Linked DNA regions of Homo sapiens: region 2 is linked to region 1. The links are chromatin contacts, found by Hi-C or POLR2A ChIA-PET in ENCODE. All regions are on one chromosome and are shown on one strand. Each heading gives the region's core, a stretch centred on a gene start or an enhancer-like site at or near the end of the contact. The rest is flanking DNA. Distances are from core to core; before and after follow the strand shown.

Region 1 (6,281 bases), core at 1,168-3,667:
CCTAACTCAGCCTCCCAAAGGGCTGAAATTAGAGGGATGAGCCACTCTGCCTGGCTAGCATTTTATAATCAATATAGAATCCTTCGGAGAGCAACTTGTTAATAACTATTCCAAAAAAATGCACATATACTCTGACTTATCAGTTCTAGAATGTGCCCTAAGAAATCACATGTGCAATGACATATATGAAAGATATTCATGTATTGTTTGTAAAGGCAAAAGACTGAAGTAACCTAAAAGTTCATGAAAGGGGAGTATACTTAAATAAGTTATAGTACACCCAATATAATGGAATACCGTACAGAGGTTTAAAAAGAACAGGGCAATTCAACCTGTGCTAATATGGAATGACTTCTAAAATTAGTATGTGAAAAAAATAACCTGGGTATATGCATGTATTTTTGAAAGACAGACACACACACACACCCCTATAAGCACGGAAAAACTCACCTGGAATAAAGCATAAGAAATTGGTAACTGCCGGGCACAGTGGCTCATGCCTATAATCCCAGCACTTTGGGAGGCCGAGGCGGGTGGATCACAAGGTGAGGAGTTCAAGGCCAGCCTGGCCAAAACGGTGAAACCCCGTCTCTACTAGATATACAAAAATTAGCCAGGTGTGGTGGCGGGCACCTGTAATCCCAGCTACTCAGGAGGCTGAGGCAGGAGAATCGCTTGAACCCAGGAGGCGGAGGTTGTGGTGAGCCGATATTGTGCCACTGCACTCCAGCCTGGGTGACAGAATGAGACTCTGTTTCACACACACACACACACACACACCAAAAAAAAAAAAAAAAAAGAAATTGGTAACTAATGGTCGCCTTCAGGGAGGGGAACTGAGTGGTTAACGGGGAAGGAGAAAAAAAATTTTTAACTGCATATATTCCCTTTTACTATATTGAGTGTTGTACTTTGTACATGTATTATCTATTCAAACAAAATGTTAAGTTAATGTAGCAAGGCCTTCCTATAGACCACTTGTCTCCTCTCTCAACAAACTGCCATTAAAACAAATCCCAAAAACCTAATTGCTCCCTCTACCAGGAATAGAGTCATTTTAGGGGCTCAGCACAAGGGTCATCTAGAGGAATTCTTTCCTGACACTTCACACCACACCCACCTCCAACGTAGAAATGACCCCTTCTTACCCTGCTATGACTGTACCTTTAACAGGTTATTGTATCTATTTGTTTATCTGTCTCACCACACCAGGCTGAGACTTCCTTGAAGGCAGGGACAGTGAATTACTCAACTCGGAATCTTCAATAGCCAGCACAAGGCCTGGCATCTGACAGGCAGGTAGCAAAGGTCTGCCAAAATCATGAATACTGTGGGGAGGAGCCGGTATGGAAATGGAGCAGACAAGATGTACATGTATGAGTTCCTGATCAGTTTTAGGTTTTTTGTTTGTTTTTGGTTTTGCTTTGCAGGAATAGCTGGCTCCTCCCTTACTGCTTAAGCAGCTACCTGAGTCGAGGAACCAATTCCATCCTGAAGCCTAAGACGGGACAGGTGCAGAACAGACGGGGTGATGGAAATGAGGGCTTTGCAAAGAAAAGATAAATAGAAGGTAGTCAGTGGGGTGTTTATATGTAAGGCTAGGCCAAGGGTTACTGCTTCAGAAATAAAACAGAGGAAAGCTAACCCCTAAATCTCCAAAGTATTGCCCAGAATGGGAGAACCCAGCTACTGTGGAGAAAGGGCCACAGTATAAATCTAATCATTTTAAGAAATAATCTGCCTTGAATATAGAATTTAAAAAAACAAGACTTGTCCTTGGATTGTGGCTTTAGTACACCAAGCAAAAAAAAAAAAAAAAAAAAGTTTCACTAGGTATTCATTATCCCTAGAGAAATACTGAGGCTAAAACTTTGTTTAAACAAAAAGAATCCATTTCACTTCAGTATTCCTTTGGCATGTTAGTGACTACTCCTCCTAATTAAAAAAAATTATCACTGAAGAGGAACCTAGAACTAAGCATCAAGTTCAAAACTAGCACTCGGCCATCCTCACAAGGAATATCACATCTGAACTTAGAGCTGAGACAGAGGAGAGGGCCTCAATGACTCAGTCCCACCTCCGCCACCAGCCAGGGAGCTGGTCATGAAGGCTCTCTGCCTTCTGTTTCCACATCTGAAAAAGGCTCTAAGGCCACAGAATTCTTCACCGCTTCTACCCTTCTCTTGCTGTAATCCATCTCTTACCCCAATAGCCGGCTTTCCTCTTCAAAACACAGGTAAGGAGAGTCACCGTTCTGATTTTATTTCTTGGGAACTAGTGCTGCTGCCCCAACACCTGGTGGTAGCAGGAGGCCTCAGCTCGACCGTCAGCCCCAAAAGGGCAGCCTCTCCCACCTCTGTAAACCTAGAATATCAACAGCTGGGTGACTGCCCTACTGAATGTGATGTCGTGGACACTCACTTCCTGTCCGTAAGTTCCTCCAATGAGGAAGAAAACTGCCCTCAAGCCACAGCTCTGACCTTGAGGAAGTCACTTACTTCATCTCTGCCCCTGTTTCCTCATTTGTAAAATGGGGCTGTTACTTGCTTTGACTATCTCCGTAGACTCTGTTGAGGCTCAAAAGGAACAAAATATGAGGAAATGCTTTGTAAACTAGAAACACCTGGGGCTTATGTTTATTGTCTTAGCCAGAAGCCAAGACAGCAGAGGGCTGAGAAATGATGACACGCACGGTGGGCTTCTGGTAAGGGCCTGCAACACAAGCCCAAAGTTCACATGGTTTACTTGCTTGTTGTTGCCACAGATGCTTCCAAGTTAACCCAAGAGCCTGCTAATAAGTTTAAAGGTGCCCTGGAGTCACCTTCAAAAATGGCTCTGGCCTTGGGAGGCAACAGCAGCAGCAGCTAGGGCCAGCCAGGAAACAGCCAGGGCCCAGATCTCCTCAGTCCACGTGCCTGGGGCCCACCCCTGCTGAGAATGCCATAGTCCTGCTGAAGGTGCAAGGTCATCTCACACTATCAAACACTATCAAACACTTCTCCTAAAGGCAAGAGGGGTCTGATTCAGTCAAGCGTGGCTCCCAGGTGCTGCGTGGGTAAAGTCAGACTCCGTTTACATGTAATTTTTATTTTTATTTATTTATTTATTTATTTTTTCCGAGACAGAGTCTCACTCTGTTGCCCAGGCTGGAGTGCAGTGGGAGTGGCACAATCTTGGGTCACGGCAGCCTTTGCCTCCTGGCTTCAAGTGATTCTCGTGCCTCAGCCTCCTGAGTAGCTGGGACTACAGGCGCACGCCACCATGACTGGCTAATTTTTGTATTTTTAGTAGAGACAGGGTTTTGCCATGTCAATCAAGCTGGTCTCTAACTCCTGACCTCAAGTGATCTGCCTGTCTCGACCTCTACATGTAATTTTTAGAACAAATTTTTTCCTAAACCATGGCTCCTCTGTCCATTAGTTAAGAGAGGGAACTGGGATGATAAAACCAACATAAATCCTTTTCTTGCCTCAGACTAATCTAGACAGAGGATAATGGTAGTAGTGGTGAGAGTCCAGAACAACAGAGTTTATTCCTTTAATTAACTATGTTCACCAACCTTGATCCTGCCACATGATGAGAAAGGACAAAGAACAGTTCCAGAAACATGAACAGAAATTAACCCGCTAATTACATTTCAGGTTGTAATGATAACAAGTCCTAACACTTTGAAGTCCAAAGTTCCCCAGAGGGGTGTGATAAGTAAGAGAAATGACTAATACAGCCAAAGCTGCCCAGGCCCTTCCTTAACCTCTCTTTCTTCCCTGCAACATCTCCCCTCTGTACTCCTACTCACCCTGAAATGGCCAGGCTACAGTATCAAAACATATCTAAACACTTATTGGACCTTAATGCCTCCTACCCCCCAAAATTCAGTTATTTATAGATGCCTTCTATCTTCTCCCATTGTGGATCAATGGATTCTTCCAGTCCTACTAACTTCTATATCTTCCCCTTTCCTTTTTGCCACTAACACTTGAGTGCTTCGACAGCCACATATTTTACCGGACTCTGACATCCTTTCAGGCCAGAATATTAACTTATCCATTTCCTTTAATCTCCAGCTCCTACTTGAAAAGGCAAACATCAAACTCCTGTTAAAATCACACAGCCTCCAAATCACAAACATTACCCTCAGCTTTCCTCTTAAGCCACCTAAGCCATTACACAGTGTCAGAGGTTTTTTTGAATTGCTTTGATATTCCCTGCGCCCTTGTCTTCCACCCCCAGAATTGCTCACATCATCTGGGCAACACGCTTTCCCCAACTTCAGACAACAGGAAAGCCAGCAGACACACTACCACCCCACCTAAGTCTTCTCTTTAACAAGTCTCTAGCACCTAACAGCAGGATGACTGCAGCAGGGACCTGATCACAGGACAGGAGGGACAGCCTAGGTCCTAGCCACTGAAAAGCGGTTTGGCCTCAGGCAAGTCAGTGAGTCTTTCTGTCTCAGGGGTGAACCTGGATGATCCCCAAAGGACCTTTCAGCTGTAAGAAAACTGGAATGTCTTCTAGGGAATAGGAGGGGCCCAAAAGTATTTCCTCTAAAAAGTAAGTCAACACAGGCTCTGACTGGAAGGAAGCAACATTAACTCTATCCTCATTGTTCTGACTGAGCAGCACATTCCCCTACATCTTCCCAAGACGGATCCCTACCATCCATATCCCTCTGCATTGCAGCAAACCCAGGACAGTCCACTTTCCCTTTAGGGTTTAATCAATCCATCAGCACATTTGTATGGACTATCCGTACACAGTGTTCCTAAAATGCTTTCAAAAAATAACACATCTTAACAACAACAACAACAACAACAAAACCCAGCCTCTGCACACTGCAGAGATACAGGGGCCCAGGGAGAAAGGGAGAAAAGATGCAAGAGAGAAGGCAAGAGAGAACAAATAAGACCAGACAGAAAAAGAGGGGGGAGGAGGCAAAGTGCCTGTGAGCAGGAACAAAGCCTGTCGTAAGTTCCTGACCTGAAGGTAGGAAACCCCTTCTCCAAACCCAGCTTCAACATGACTGAGGGGCCAACCTTGGACAAGCACTTTGCTTCCATGCCTGTTTTCTCATCAGTAAAACAGAACACTTGAACTATGTATCTCTCAGGGAGGCCAGTATCATGGAAAAATTATGGCAGATACTATCAATTGGGTGGTCTAGGGCAATTGGGTGGTCTAGGTACAGTCGCCGTCTGTAAACTGGATAAATGATACCCACCTCATTGGGTTGCTGTGCAGTGAAATTAAGACAAACGTGAGACATGTAGGACGATGTATGAAACAGTGGGTGCTCAAATTCATGCTGGCTAAGCCCCTTCCTGTTCTAACAGGCCGTGACTGACCCCCACTAGACTCCCCAAAGGGCACTGTTTCAGCTGGTTTGGAAACACTGCCTGAGACTAGGCTCAAAACACAATGTTAGTTTAGACAAGAGAACAGCCAACAGGTTAAACAAGTGAGCCTCCCACATTCTTTCCCATCAAATTCTAAAAATTTTTTAAAGCACTTAGCACTACCTCCCCTCCAAATTAAACAGCTATTGTTTGTGACTATCCTAAAATAATATTAGTTTCTGGCAGACTAAGGGAATATACACATACACACACTCATTACCTCATTAAATAGGTGGAATTAGCCCCATTTTACAGATAAATGGAATTCAAGAGGCCTGGAAGTCTTTCCTCCTCCTGCTTCCCTAATAGGGCTCCCTGCTCTTTTGTTTTCCAAATAAAAGGTCAAGCTTAGTTCCCATCTTAGTTTGGGGAGAATTTCTCAGTTCAGCCCAAAGGCATGGAAGGCTCTTCCAAACCCTCAGCATCCCTGCCTGGACCAGGAATAGGACAGTCAATCATATCCCTCCCCGAAGGCCACTCACAGTTATTTAACTTTTGTATGCTGCATTTCCGCAGGTAATAAACTCCTGCAGAGACCACCAATTCTCTGCCCCCAAGTGCTCAACAATACTTCTCGAGTGAATGAGAAAAAAAGATAAACTCACAAGATATAATTTGTATAGAAAAATACAAAATGGCAAAATAACAGCATGTATAAAACAAGAGGGAAAAGATTATATAAATCCTGAAATTTTGGCCAGGTAGCAAAACAGATGCTTGGCAGAGGCGACTGTAATTGGTTCCTAGACCCTAGAGATATATCTCATGTGTCATCACATCTCTCTGCTTGGTTCCCATCAGGGCTGAGTGGAACAGGCTTCAATACCCAGTTGGCAAATAAAGTCCGGGAAGCCGATTTGCTAAAGCTGACTTCTTAGGGCTCTG
Region 2 (6,629 bases), core at 1,286-3,785, 41 kb before region 1:
GGAGGAACCCTCAGTTCCAGGAATTCCCACCCCTTTCCTGGAAATCTAATGAATAATCCACCTCTTGTTTAGCATATAATCAAGAAATAACTATAAATACACTCAGCCGAGTAGCCCATGCCACACTGCTCTGTCTATACTGTCTATACAGCAGCCATTCTTTTATTCCTTTACTCTCTTCATAAACTTGCTTTCACTTTACTCTGTGGACTCGCCCTGAATTCTTTCTTGTGGAAGATCCAAGGACCCTCTCCTGGGGTCTGAATCTGGACCCCTTTCCGGTTACACTTATAGCACACCTCAACTCAGACTAAACACATTTCAAGTTCTCAGTCACCACATGCAGCCACCTAGTAGTGGCTATTGTAGTGGACAGCACAGTCTCAGTGAAGGAGTCCTTGGCCAGCAGTCAGGACAGGTCTGGGGATCTGAAAACAGTGGAAAAGGTTCAGAACCACACGACAGGGCATGAAATGTGAGGCTGAAGATGTGGAAAGAAGGAGGCATTTAGCACTAAGGGTCTCTTAAAGTTATTTAGAAAAGCACTATTTATGTGCTTGCTCTCAAAACCCTTTCTTATATATAAAGGTTATATTTCTACTTCTAGCCTTCAATGGTTTGTAGAAGCAAAGAGATCCAGAGAAAAAGCAAGGTCAATACAGAGAACAAAGGTGTTTAAATGTATAGTTCTGTTTGTTTTGGAATAAGGAAAACAGTAATTATTGCAAACAGATAGTTTATTACCTGTGCCAAGTACTCTTCTGGGTTCTCTCTCTACATGAAGCAGGTACTATATTTTCTCCACTTTACAGATAAGGACAATAAGGCTTAACTGAGTTGAGTGATCTGCCTCAAGCCACACATTTGTAATTGGCAGGGCTGGATTCACCAGGAACTCTGGCTTCTAAGCTGCAAGCCTGACCACTCAGTTAAGCCGGGGCCTGCTGAGGGGGGCAGGGCATCAGGAAACCTGCCAGGTTCTGTTTTGTGGCTCATTTCCCCATTTGATGTGCTCAGCCTATGGCTTTGGAGACATCCAGCTACTTCGTACAGCATATAAAAGAAAGAGTTATACCCAGTATGAACAGCCTTTTTCAAAGGGGAGGTGATTCCCCTAAAGAAAGCCTCCCAGGCAAGTTGGAATTAGAGCATTCCAGACAAATACAAAGAAGAAAAAACAAGTGATGACATCTGATATGGTCAAAAGGTTTCTTCTGAAGCCTCCTAATAACAACAGCTTGTGTTCACTGACTACAGGCCAGGCACTATCTGAGCACTTTACATATGTAACTCATTTAAGTTTCACAAAAAACCCTCTAGAAACATAACAATGCATTACACAGATGAGCCAGGGGTTGAGATACTTGCTCAATTTCACCCAGCAGGTGGGTGGCACAGTTAGGATTTGAACCCCAGAAGGCTGTATTCCCATTCCACAGCACTGGGCAGTATCAGAGGGTCTCGGAGTCAGGCTTCTCTCACACCCATAATCTGTCAAGGGAGCCACAGATGGCAGAGTCCAGTGACAAGGACAAACTGGGTACTGCCCGTAGACTCTGGGCCTCAGTTTCAATACATGAAGGCAATGAACCAGATCACCTCTGAGATCTCTTCTGACATTTGCAAATTTGTCTAAAGTTGGCGGGCCTCACTACCTCTCCAAGGTTCCTTCGCAAAAGTCCTGCAACCATTGTGGTTTTGGATACAGCACAAGGTGTGAGGGGCTAGAGATCATCCTGTCCATGCAGAAATTCCTGCATTGGGACAGATTCCTGCTGTGGACTTGTGGTGAGAGCCGGAAAACAGGCAGGAGTCCCACTACTTAAGAGATACCTGGGGCTGCTCTGGTCCATGGCTCTGCCCAGCCTTCTGGCTTCCCGATCCCGCCAAATAGTCAAGTCTAAAACAGGCTGCAGTGAGAGGGAAGTGAGATGGTTTCTCATGCCATTTGCAACCTTCCTCTCCTATGAGACAAATCTTCCTAGCAGTCAGACAGGAAGCCTATTGTCCAGTCAGGATCCCTTTTCTCATGAGAACTTCCCACTCACTGGGGGAGAGCCAGCCTGCAGTAGCTCAAGCCTTTTTCAGGGTGTGGCACCAGAGCTGGGGTGGGAGAACACAGGGAGAAACCACCCATGGCTCAGGATACCTCCTGTGGCTCTTCTCGGGCCCCCACCACTGCCTTCCTAAGAGAGGCTCAACCTAAGCCCTCCTCGGAAGATCAGCAACTGACAGGTGGGACAGGCCTCGGACCTGTCCATCTTGTTTTAGGCCTGGGCCCCTCACTTCCTCCCCCTCACAGGAGAGGGAAAATGCCAGCCAGAGGCCTCAGAGCCAACAAGCACTTTCTTTTACTGCACCCTGCCTCAAACATAAAAACTCCTGTCACCTGGAGTTTTCATGTTTGAGGCACAGCGTTCAATAAAAGAAAGTGCTTTTAGTGGCACCTAAGCCTCTAAAGTCCTTAGTCATTCAGTCAAAAGTACTGTTTCTCTCCCAGCCTAGAAACCCTGAACTGAAAGCACATGCAGTCAGCTGGAACCCCACCCATCTCCAAGGTTCCAAGGCCACCTTCCCAGGCATGGCCAGAGAGAAACAATGAGCAGCACAGGGTGGAGCTTACCAGCTTGGGCTGAGACTTCACGGCCTGGGGTTGCACACTGCTCCAACAGTTACCCACTGGGTAGTCCTGGGGAGATCTTCCTATTCCTCAGTTTCCTCATTTTTAACATGGGGATTCAAAAGGTTAATCACAACTATGCAGGTAAAGTACCTGGTAATGGGTCTGTCACATACTAAGTGTTCAATAACAGCAGCTTTATTATTCCTCCTCTGGGTTCCCATTACATCATCTTCACTCCTATTTGTAACCTATCACCATGTTGTAGTCTCTGCAGGTTTTCTCACAGGTTGGTCCTTCCTCCATTTCCCCAATAACCACCAACCCACACATCTAAGCCATAGGGCAGAGACTTGTTCTGCTCATTTTTGTATCCCTAGTACCTGACAAATAATCCAGGAGATAGTAGATGCTTAGTAGAAAACCAACGTGACTTGCAAAATTTTGTCCTTATTTCAAAACACTGTCTTGTTTTCAACTGCAATGAGCCACAATGATTTTTGATTTGAGATGAGTCAATAACAGACAACGGCAAAGAGCATCCCTCTCCAGGGTACAATTTGTATTCTCCAAATTGGTACCTAACTGTGAAAATACACTGCCTACCTAACAGGACCAGAGCCACATGGAGTAAGAGCATAGTCTTGGGGGTCAGACAGATGAATCTGGGTTTGACCCAGGGGCCTGCTCTGCAGCCTTGTCAACTGTCATAACTCCTCTGAGCCTTAGTCCTTAGCAGCCAATATCCAGCTCCACAGGTTTTTTTAGAAGACTAACAAAACTGCATACTTGAAAGGGTCTTGTATCATGCCTGGCACATTACTAGGCACTGATAAATTTTCATGTAGCAAACTAAACCCTTATCTCTGATTTTTGGAATGGGCAAAGGCTTTGGTAAAAAGAAAAAGGATTATTTCAGAAATTTCTGGATATTTGGAGAGGGGGCAGGCAGAAAACAGAGCAGGATAAGCACTTTGGGGGGTGTTGTTTGCTCTCTCCTTGTTCCAGTTCAGTAATAAGCCGGCTCCTTTTTCACTTCCCGTTCTCGACAATACAGCCCAGGCTGCTCTTGGCTGACAAATGGACTCCATATGGCCTGTTACCCTTTCACCTCCTCTTGTTCTTGCAGCTCAGGGACCCAGGGAAACAGGCTGCCAGCTGGGGCTGGGAACCCCTCCCCCTCCCACTGTTACCACTGCTACAAGGAGGGGCAGGCCAGAGGACCATTCTCCTTTATCCTGCTGCTCCAGGTACAGGGCTAGCCCACTCAGTGCCCAAAGCCACTACCACTGCTATAGGTCAGTACAGTGACCTATAGAGCAGAGCCCACAGCTGTCTCCTACCTCCACCTCCAGATGGTGGGATGACAATGGAGGTAGGGAGCCAGGCTATTCCACGTGTATTAGCAAGTGTTACTGTTTCCCTTGACAGTGGCAGTTAAAGGCTTAAGAAAAAGCAGAGAATGCTTATTTTTTCCTCATCAGCCATTGTCACTTCTTGTTCTCATCTCCTTCACCATATCACCTACCTGAGCTAAAATATGTGTTTGCTCTCCCCTCTCAGAATTCCTCATCTCCCAGAGGAGATGACTGGTCCTCTCAGGAAAGGCCCAGATGGCTGTTTACGGCAGCTCAGAAGGAAAGCTGATGAGCAGGTGATAACTGACTTAGGAGTCTGGCTTAGAGTTTAAAACAGGGTTGGACTCTTGGGTACAAAGGCCAAAATTGTGGTTTCATTTCCAATCCTACCAGCTAATGGTAACTCCTAATGCCAAGTACAGTCCCAGGCATACACAGCAGGGCCTCAAGAAACACACAATCAAATTTAAAACAAATTTAATGATCTCTGTTGCCAAAAGGATACAAGTAAGGAAGAGAATTAACATTTATCACCAGGCACTGCACTGGTACTTTAAAAGTGTTATCCTATTAAATTCTTCCACCCTAGGAAGAAGGTGGTATAAAACTTGATTTGTTCAGAAAAAACTGAGGCTCTGAAAAATTTAGTAATGGACTGAGGTCACCTGGATTCTAAGTACTAGAGTCTGCATTCAAATTCTGGCTGGCCCTTCTACAAGGAAGCTTCTTGATTTTTTCTGATGCCACCAGAAAAAAATTTACCCCAAGACCTACAAAGTATAACATAGGGGTGGGATACATATGGACAAAAGCTGCTATAATTCCTGTTTGGAGAAGAATATGGCCTGGTGAGTTTAGTTGTGCCCAGAGGACTCAGTTCATATCTCAGGTGGGGCCACATTTTTCCAGAGAAGTGGAGGGAAAAGGCAGGACAGTTTCCTTCACTAATTTCTGTGTACTACACACAATGGAGCTATTTAAGGATCACAGACAGCAAAGTTGCAAGTGGGAGAAGATATGTAGGCATTTTCAGCTGAGAACACATGACTTCTTTTTTTTTTTTTTTTTTGAGACGGAGTCTCACTCTGTCACCCAAGCTGGAGTGCAGTGGCATGATCTCAGCTCACTGCAACCTCCGCCTCCCGGGTTCAAGCAATTCTCCTGCCTCAGCCTCCTGAGTAGCTGGGACTACAGGTGTGTGCCACCACACCGGGCTAATTTTTGTATTTTCGGTAGAGACAGGTTTCACCATGTTGGCTAGGCTGGTCTTGAACACCTGACCTCAGGTAATCCACCCGCCTCAGCCTCCCAAAGTACTGGGATTACAGGCGTGAGCCACCAAGCCTGGCTGAGAACACAAGACTTCTAAGACGGATATGTGAAAGGAAGGTTGTCACTAAATGCAGAATGGGGATGTGACCTGGAATTAGAGGGCTACCTTTCTGCCACTGCCCAGAACACACAGGGCCACTGGGTTATCACTGCCAAAGCCTGAAATAAACAGCCTCTGCCACATACTCCCAAACAGGGGGTCAGGTAGTGTGCTGATTCTCTTAGGCACTCAACAGGCCACTGCTACTCACAAAGGCCTAGACAACCGCAAAGAAAGAAAGGAAACACCAGTAAACTCTAGTTATGGATGGTAACAGAAATCCACTGAGGCAATGGCCCCAAATCAGCAAAACACCATAGGTCTTTGAGAAACACCAGCAGTTGAGGGGTGGAGGTCTGAATGGGTTTTTTGTCGCTGTTGTTTTGAGATAGAGTTTTGCTCTGTTGCCCAGGCTGGTGTCTAGTGGCACGATCTTGTCTTGGCTCACTGCAACCTCTGCCTTCTCCCAGGTTGAAGCAATTCTCATGCCTCAGCCTCTTGTGTAGCTGGGATTACAGGTGCACACCACCAAGTCCGGCTAATTTTTTGTATTTTTAGTAAGGACAGGGTTTCGCCATGTTGCCTGGGCTGGTCTTGAACTCCTGACCTCAGGTGATGCACCTGCTTCAACCTCCCAAAGTGCTAGGTAGGATTACAGATGTGAGCCACTGCACCCAGCCCTGAATGGTCTTTTCTGAAGAAAGAGATGTGACTGGGTCTAAGGCATACCATGAAGTGAGCCCTGTACATTCTGGGGGGTGGGGTCCCACCATGAGACAGGGACTACAAATACAAAAGAGACAATAAAAGGTGTGTGGTTTTTTGGTGCGGGGGGAGAAGGCTGGACGAAGCCACAAGTCTCATCTCTATTGCCTCTAAACCAACAAGCCTAAGGAACTCTGTACTCACTGTGCACAGGCAGGTGGAGCGGAAGTTACCAAGTCCATTGACCTGGATATTCTTCCTCCTTCATCTTGTGCGGGATGAGATTCTCTGTTTTGAACAATCTTAAATCACAAAATTTTAAACCACCTTCTCCCAAATGACCACCACGGGAAAAGCAGTTTGCCATGCCTTCTTGGTTTCCTTTGCACTTCTCCAGAGGGGAACTTTCACCAACTGATTCTGGACAGTGAGGAGTCAAATCCCCCTAGGAGTTCTCTTCTTCACTACTTTGAACTTTTGCATCTTGCTCAGCATACCGTGCTCCTGGAAGATCCCTCTGCTCCTCTTACAAGCTTTCTCTTTGAATCCTTCCCACATGCTTTTCTCTGAGGAA

The links. Hi-C counts contacts between places; a loop is a spot of excess contacts on that map. ChIA-PET counts read pairs that join two places held with the same protein, here RNA polymerase II (POLR2A). Pooled maps may share reads with other maps.
Region 2: a map of B cell shows a loop between it and region 1 (2.2-fold over the local background). The contact joins two enhancer-like sites. A Hi-C loop is called at or near these places in 11 of 168 maps with a recorded cell type or tissue (B cell, CD14-positive monocyte, CD4-positive, alpha-beta memory T cell and 7 more), 4 of 37 single-sample maps with no recorded cell type and 15 of 50 pooled maps. POLR2A ChIA-PET finds 5 or more read pairs at or near these places in 14 of 52 experiments (BJ, CD8-positive, alpha-beta memory T cell, GM12878 and 10 more).

The regions. Positions count from the first base shown.
Region 1 is chr14:69,649,290-69,655,570 of GRCh38, reverse strand. All of the region lies in intron 1 of SUSD6 (sushi domain containing 6), which reads right to left. Among named protein-coding and RNA genes, the nearest start is that of SUSD6, 41 kb to the right of the region's middle. Within about 2 kb of position 2,417, at least 19 of the 41 ENCODE cell types and tissues checked have a DNase peak (open chromatin) inside an H3K27ac peak, as active enhancers do; they include B cell, CD14-positive monocyte, GM12878 and 1 more, where a contact is called at or near this core.
Region 2 is chr14:69,690,457-69,697,085 of GRCh38, reverse strand. The region is part of intron 2 of SUSD6 (sushi domain containing 6); the gene reads right to left. Among named protein-coding and RNA genes, the nearest start is that of SRSF5, 73 kb to the left of the region's middle. RefSeq lists an enhancer at 2,551-2,600. Within about 2 kb of position 2,535, at least 21 of the 41 ENCODE cell types and tissues checked have a DNase peak (open chromatin) inside an H3K27ac peak, as active enhancers do; they include B cell, CD14-positive monocyte, GM12878 and 1 more, where a contact is called at or near this core.